Regions from separate parts of the Homo sapiens genome. Here region 1 is linked to region 2. A link is a contact called in ENCODE Hi-C or POLR2A ChIA-PET data. All regions are on one chromosome and are shown on one strand. The core of a region is the stretch at or near the end of the contact, and the rest is flanking DNA. Distances in the headings are between cores, read along the strand shown. Region 1 has its middle 66 kb from the start of MRPL46. Region 2 holds the start of NTRK3 (neurotrophic receptor tyrosine kinase 3).

Region 1 (3,830 bases), core at 918-3,417, 140 kb after region 2:
CGAGGGTCCTTAGAGCCTGTCCACACCTAAGTGCTTCTCTCCAGACTCAGCAGCAGCAGGAACTGTGGAGGACACCTGGGCTATTCTTATCCAGGGCCCCCAGGTATTTTACACCTGGGAAGTTTCACAGCTCGGGGTTGAGAAATATCCCTGCCTGGAGCTCTGGAACCTCTGGCAGGTGCCAGGCTGGTCTTTTCATCTAGAAAATGGACCAGGTGACAGCCAAGATCCTTGCAACTCCACTATTTTAGGATGCCCATGAAATCCTAATTGTGAGACTCAGTTTCTCTTTTGGAAGGCTAAGGAACAAACATATATGGAATAACCACTGTGATTCAGGTACCCTACACACTCCACCTCAGTGAATCCCTCAATAACCAGCAAGATAAGTCTTGTCATGACTCCCATTTTGCAGAGGTGAAAACTGAGGTTCACAAAAGTAGAATTAACTTCCCCGTGGAGCTATTAAATAACAGACTTAACGGCTCACATCCTTTTGGAACGTGGCAGGATGGAAGTAAACAAAAGTAACACAGAGGTATGATTCAAACTCAGGCTGCCGGGCCAGTAAAGCCCTTTGTTGTCTCCTAACTTCTTCTACACTCATAGTTCTCAACAGGAGCAATGTTGTCCCCCAGGTGACATTTGACATTTTACGTTGTCCCAGCTCGGGAGGAAGAGATGCTACTGGCATCTAGTGCATAGGGGCCAGGAATGCTGGTAAGCATCCTACAGTGCACAGGACAGCCCCACCACAAAGAATTAATTGACCCAAAATGTCGATAGGGCCAAAGTGGACAAACCCTGCCCTAGAGCCCCTGTAGACCGAGCAGACTCGGCCCTGGGCTTCCTGCTGCGCAGCACCTCTCAGGAAGGGCCAGACAGCTGGGGCAGCAATCTCCAAGGTACCCTGTAGAATACTGGGTGGAAACAGCTGTTGTGGGGGATAGGGAATGGGGGTGGGGACTTGTTCAAACAACTTTGGGAAACAACAGATTCTGCGAAACCAAGATGTCTTTAGTGGAGGACTTCTCAGTGTGTTTATTTGTGTGACAGTCAGTTCTAGATGTCAACTTTATTTGTTTGTTTGTTTATTTTAGAGACAGGGTCTCGCCCTGTCACCCAGACTGGAGGCCTCAAACTCCTGGCCTCAAGCAATCCTCCTGCCTCTGCCTCCCAAAGTGCTCAGATTACAGCTGTGACCACCTCACCCAGCTAGATGTCAACTATAAACACAAATCTAGGTGTTGTCATGAAGGTATTTTGTACATGTGATTAAAATTCATAATCAGTTGACTTTACATAAGGGAGATTATCCTAGATAATCTGTCCCCCAGAGGGACTAAGAAGCCTTATCTTATTAGACACAGCTAATAAGCCCCAGTCCCCTGGGAAGGGTGACTTTACATAAGCGAGATTATCCTGGATCATCTGGGTTGGTTTGATTTAATCAGTCTGAAGGCCTTAGGAGCAGAGCTGAGGTTTCCCTGAAGAAGAAATTCTGCCTTCAGACAGCAGCTTCACCCCATGGTCTAGAATTCCAGCCTGACCTTGGGACTTCAGACTTGCCTGGCCAGCCCCCACAATTACATAAACCAATTCCTTGCAATAAATCTCTTAATATGTATTTCCTACTGTTTCTGTGGCTCTAGCTGATCTCTGCCTGATACAGTCTGAATCGTGACCTCCAAGAGTGGAGTATAGATAAGTTTATGACAATTCCCGAACTGATTTGGCCAGTGGGACTTTGAATTTGAGGAGCATCTCACAGGATTCACGTTCAGCAGATGCTTGCTTTCTCTCTCTCTCCAGCAAATACCGATGTAGGCAGACTGAGCAAGTCAATCGTAAAGGAACTTTAGCCCAGCTTTGGAGCCTCATGTCAGGAGTGCAACCATGTGCTCCCACTGTGGGCAGAGGGCCCTCAGTACTACCGTGTTGTCTGACAGTTACACAGTCTTGGATACTCACAAAACACACTCCTCGTATCAGTGCTGGGGTCATGCAGGACTCACTATGGTTGACACCTCTTGTGCCCAGACCTCTGCTCTTGGCCGCTGTCCTAGTCTGTAAAGCAGAGCTAATAAGCCCCAGCCCCTGGAGAAGGGTGTAACGACAAAACAAGATTTATGCAAAGTACCTGGCACACAATGGGTGTTCACCCAGTGCCAACGCCCTCCTCTCTCCTCCCCTTTGACGACAAGCTGTGCTAAAACAGGCCTCCTACTATATAAGGAATAAGCAATGTTTTAAAACCACTCAAAATGTTCAACTGTTGCCAAAAGATGCTACGGAGCTCTCCCTAAGCCCGTGGCCCACCCTAAATGTAACAGGCCCATGTTTACAAACCCAAATCCATGCATCTCAGAGGCTCCCACACATATCCTAGCTGTCCCTCCTCAGAACTCCGTTTGGACAGTCTCTGGCAGCATCACCGGCAGCTGCTGCCTCTCTGGGTGTTCCTGCCACTCAGCCTGGGCCCCCGGCAGCTACTCATGTGTGGGAGAGCAAGACGGAATCAGAAGACCCTTCTGCCACCTGAAGACCGCCAGGGCTCCTGGCTGGAGAGTTCAGGCCAGGGCTCTGGAACCAAGATGTAAGAAACTCCAGCAGCTAAGAGCTGGGGAGCTGAGCATAAGCCATAGCTCTGGCCCCGTCTTTATCTTTCTGTCCTTCACTCTTGTTCTGTGTGCACTCAGACTCACACAGCCGGCCTCTCATCTTCCTACAACTCAGATATCCTGAAACAATCCAATCACACTGAACACAGCCCAGAACCAGGAAGGAACACAGGCTCCTTGACTGGACAGAACATAGGCAGGGCTGATGCTCTAAAGCTCACGCAGCTTGCACAAAGGAGAGCAACACAGCCCTCGCTTGGACCCTATTTATCCTTCCTTACAGCACTGGTTCTCAAACTTTAGGGACATCTGAATCACCAGGACAGCTTGTTAAATACATGGTCCCACCCCCAGAGTTTCTGATTCAGCAGGTCCGGGACGGGGCCCAAGAACTGGCATTTCTGACAAGTTCCCAGGTGGAGCTGCTGCTGCTGGGGTAGGGGCTGCACTTTACAGAGCGCTGCTTTACAGCTTGGATAAGCCAAGCCAACTGAGTCAGTACCTGATTAGAATGGAATCGCTGAGCCTGTGAGTGTTGGGGGCGGGGCAGATGCTGATAGTGGTGAGGCCTGCCAATGCCAGGCTTACTGACAGCTGCAGGAAGTGACAGTTGACAGCCCGAGAGCACAGAAAGAGACAGCAAACTATAAAAAGCAGACATAAGAACTCAAAAAGCAAAGCAGTCTGAAGCCATCTCAGTGCAATAAAATTATTACATACCCCCAAATAAATCCTGAGGAAGCCCTCTCTCTAAGCATCCTACTGGCATGTCAGTCATAGCGAAAGACCCTGAAATATGACGAAAGCGATACTTACGCTGCTTAGGAGGGCAGGGAAATATATAATTAATTTTCTAAAAATCAACATCTAATTTGTTGGCAATAAAATCTTCTGGGTGTTTAATGGATGATAAACTTGGCAATATGGAAGTTTTTTCTCTGTGGACTAATTTATTTACTCAGTTACCTAGAATTTTACTTCGTGTGTACATCTGTCGCGTGCACCTGTGTGTACATGTGCACCCACATGTACACACAAGTATATATTTTGTATAAATGCATTCACTACCACTAATTATTGCTACCCATTCTCAGGTCTCATCTTAAGCACTCTTTAATCCTTAATCATTCTGGCCAAGTTAGGTCCCCAACTGAAGCTCTTTTAGATGGACTATTGCATCTTTAATTGCTCCAACTCTGTCTTCCTCGC
Region 2 (3,400 bases), core at 350-2,849:
CTCCTCTCCCTGCGCCATCCTGACTCGGAATAGTTCCGAGCAGTTATCAAAGCCCAAACTGGGAAGGGATCTGTAGGCGCCCAGATGCAGATGAGGGTGGCAAAGGGGTGTCTCGGAAATGCCCAAAATGGGGCTGGAGAGGGCGGGCTGCAGGAGGGGAAGGGAAGAGGTAGGCGTCCATGACGGCCTCCACACGTCCAAAGTCTCCCCGCGAGCAGCCAGCTCGCAACTTGTTTACTTGTCAGCATGTTTTGCTGTTTCCAAATGGAAATAGTTAAACACCTCGGCTGGATCGCGAGCAGTCCCTATCTGTCACCTTCCCTGCCGGCTAAGCGCTGCCGCCGCTGCCACCGCCGCTGCCGCCTCTGCCAAAGAATCGAACCTCGTCTACTTTATTCCACTTGAGCGTGGCCAAACTGTTGCTATTTAGTGGGGAGCAAAAAAAAACAATTTGCACCATCGAAACGAGCCAGCAACTGGTTGGGAGGCGGGCGGTAGCTGGGCCCCGCGTGCCCTCGGCGGCCGGGGTCCTCTCCGGGGAGAGGCACACACACGCATAGCCGGATCGCGCCTCGCCAGGGCCGGAGTCACCTGGAATGCGCAGCCGGAGAGCATCTCCCGAGCCAGAGCGAGCCTGACGCGCGCCCAGCGGGCGGCGGGCAGCGGCGAGCTGGGGCGGGCGGAGGGCCGGCTCCCGGCCGCGGGTGGGCAGGAGGGAGACGCAGAGCGCGGGGGAGGCAGGCTGGGGAGCGGCCGCCTGACTTACATGGAAGTGATATTCCTTGAGATGTCCGTGATGTTGATACTGGCGTTCCCATTGCTGTTCCCTGAATCCTGCCCTTCCAGGAGGGGGAAGAGGTTCCCATCGTCCGGCCGCCGGCAATTGATCTCAGTCTTGCTGCAGACACAATTTGCAGGGCAAGCCAGCACGGAGCCCACATAGTCCAGCCAGACGCTTCCCAGCAAGAAAATCCGCCAGAAACTACACTTGGCTGGGCAAAGAGAGACATCCATCTCCGATCGCTGCTTCTAAAAAAGAGGAGGAGGAGAGGAGAGGGGGGTGGGGTGGGGGGAGTGGGGAGAGCAGGGGGGGAAGGAAACAAAGACGGCGAGGGAGGGGGGAAGGGGGAGGGGGGGCCTCTGCCTTTGAAACGCCGAGCGATCAGATGCAAAATCCTTCAGCGTCTGAAACCATCGCGGACGCCGCCGCCGCCGCCGCCGCCGCCGGGTGGGAGCCGCGAGGAGCGCCTAGTGGCGCGGTCTGCCGGGCATGGTGGCCGGCTCGGCGATCGCTGACTCGCCGGGTCCGGGGGCTCTGGAAGCGAGGCGCGCTCTCCGACTCCGAGACTTTGCAGGGTTGCAACAGACGGTGGGGAGGCAAAAAAAAAAAAGGAAAAGGAAAAAATGGTGCTAAAGTCACCAAGTCCCACCTACTGGGCAGAATTAAAACGGACACACCACGCACCTGCAAAACACACACACTCACTCTCACACATACACACACCCGGAGCCCGAGGAAAGGAAGAGAAGGAAGATGCAGTAGGAGCTGCAGCAGCCGCCGCGAATGGCTCGCCGCGCGGCTGCAGAAATGTACAAGTGCTCCGAGCCTTACGAAACGCACGGGTTATCGGAGCGTCTTCCTCGGCTCCCTCCCTCCCTTCCTCCCTCCCTCCTCCCCTCCCTCGTCGCGGCCTCCTCCCCCCGCCCCCCGCCCGGGCTGGGAGCGGCAGGAGAGCGGAATCTCCCCCTCCCTCCCCTCCCCACACCCGTCTCTCTCCCCGCCTGTCCTCTCCCTCCTCCCCACCCACCCACCCACCCACTCGCCGGCTCGCGGCTGTAGCCGGCACCGCCACCCGCAGCCTCGCGGCAGCCCGCCCGCTCCACGCCTCGCAGCGCGGCGCCCGCTAGCCGCAGCCCGGGGGAAACCGAGACCGAAGGGAAAAAGTTGCATTTGAGATTGCGAGGGTCGGGGCTGGGGAGGGAGAGTTGGCGAGCTGGCTGCACGACACGGAAAGGCGCTCTCCTTTCCACTTTTTGGCCCTCGCGCTACCCGGTTTTGCTGCAATCCGGACCGCGGTAGGAAGTGAAATGAACGTGGCGGAGGTGATTGGGGAGTGCTCCCAAGCCTTGGGTGGGGGGCGCTCCCAAGCCTGGGTGGGTGGGGGGCGCAGGCTCACGGACGGCGACGGGGGGTGCCGGAGCGCACAGACACCCCAGAGAAGCACCCAGAGCCGGGGACCGGGACCGCAGACGCGCAGTCCTTGGTCTGAATGACACTCATTTCCGTAATCTAGAGTCTGGGGCTCTGGTCTTGGCTGGGAGGGGACTGCGGGACATGGCACGCTAGGTGCCCCCCGTGCCCGCTGCGCTTTCTTGGAGGTGGGTTTTGCATTCGGCCTTGAGCAGGCATGGATCGGGGAAGGAAGAAACAGGGGTCGAAAGGGCTGCGCTGGAGAGCCGAGGTGGCCCCGGGCGAGCTGTGCGTGCAAGAGAAATGGCCGGGGGAAATTGAGATGCAAGGGGCATATTTTGGCAAGCGCCACGCCAGCACCGTCAGAGGCCGGCTTCTCGGGCTCAGCTCTCGGGTGAGCTGAGCTGGCTGCCGGGTGAGGGGGCGGGCGGGCTGCTTTCTCCGGATTCGGGGGCGCAGAACCTCCTCCTTCCCTCCCACACAAGCACCCCTTCCTGGTAGGGACGCAAAGCAGGTGCAGCTTTCGACGAGAGCTCAGATCTCATCCGGGAAAGAAGTGTGTGTGGGGGGGGCCCCGCTTTTGCGCTGGTAGGGATTTTTTTCTTAATAAAACATAAAGATGCCAAGTGTGAGCTGTTTGCTGAAAAAAAAAAAAACGAGCATTCGCTGTGGGAAAGGAGAAGAAAGGGTTAGGGGAGTCCGAGCAGGCAGACACACTACAGCATTCACACGCAGAAGAAAGCAGGGTTCTCCTTCCCGAGCTTGGAGGAGGGCAGGCGAGGAAGCAAAATACATTGAATTCAATTCAACTGCATCCAGTATCTGAAAGGAGTCTCCCCCGCCCCCCTGTGGATTCCGATGCAGGTCATGCAACTTGCAGGCAAGATGGGGGAAGGGGTATGCCGGTGTCACCGCCTGCCCCAGGCGCAACCACAAACAGGCCGGTCGCCTTCGGGTGGCACTGTCGCTTGGAGTAAAAACTTGGACGAAAAAAATGGAAGAAAAGAACATGCCTATACAAGGCAGTTTTCCCGACTTCCCGTCACGTTCCACCTTCCCTTGGCCCCAGGGAGATTTTTACCCCCGTCGCCATTATGGCCTTGTCTCCAGACTGGCATTTTGCCCTCCCACCAGCAGGCGGGGACAGAGTGTGAAGACCTCCTTGGACTCTCAAACCACTTGCTACTGGCCCTAGGCCAATCCTGGCTG

What was found. A loop is a pair of places that touch in the nucleus more often than their neighbours do. ChIA-PET counts read pairs that join two places held with the same protein, here RNA polymerase II (POLR2A). Pooled maps may share reads with other maps.
Region 1: a loop to region 2 is called in a map of dorsolateral prefrontal cortex, with 5 times the contacts of the local background. The contact joins the enhancer-like site here to the promoter of NTRK3 in region 2. A Hi-C loop is called at or near these places in 1 of 168 maps with a recorded cell type or tissue (dorsolateral prefrontal cortex) and 1 of 50 pooled maps. POLR2A ChIA-PET finds 5 or more read pairs at or near these places in 3 of 52 experiments (OCI-LY7, WTC11 and activated CD4-positive, alpha-beta T cell).

What each region holds. Positions count from the first base shown.
Region 1 is chr15:88,399,389-88,403,218 of GRCh38, forward strand. No RefSeq gene overlaps it. Among named protein-coding and RNA genes, the nearest start is that of MRPL46, 66 kb to the right of the region's middle. RefSeq lists an enhancer at 784-3,830. Within about 2 kb of position 2,168, at least 7 of the 41 ENCODE cell types and tissues checked have a DNase peak (open chromatin) inside an H3K27ac peak, as active enhancers do; they include OCI-LY7 and dorsolateral prefrontal cortex, where a contact is called at or near this core.
Region 2 is chr15:88,255,140-88,258,539 of GRCh38, forward strand. It overlaps NTRK3 (neurotrophic receptor tyrosine kinase 3), which reads right to left and starts at 1,600. Exons shown (of 20, transcript NM_001012338.3): 1 at 1,505-1,600; 2 at 1,145-1,347; 3 at 767-1,029. The coding sequence starts at 1,014. All of the region lies in intron 1 of NTRK3-AS1 (NTRK3 antisense RNA 1), which reads left to right. RefSeq lists enhancers at 1-281, 282-818, 3,159-3,400.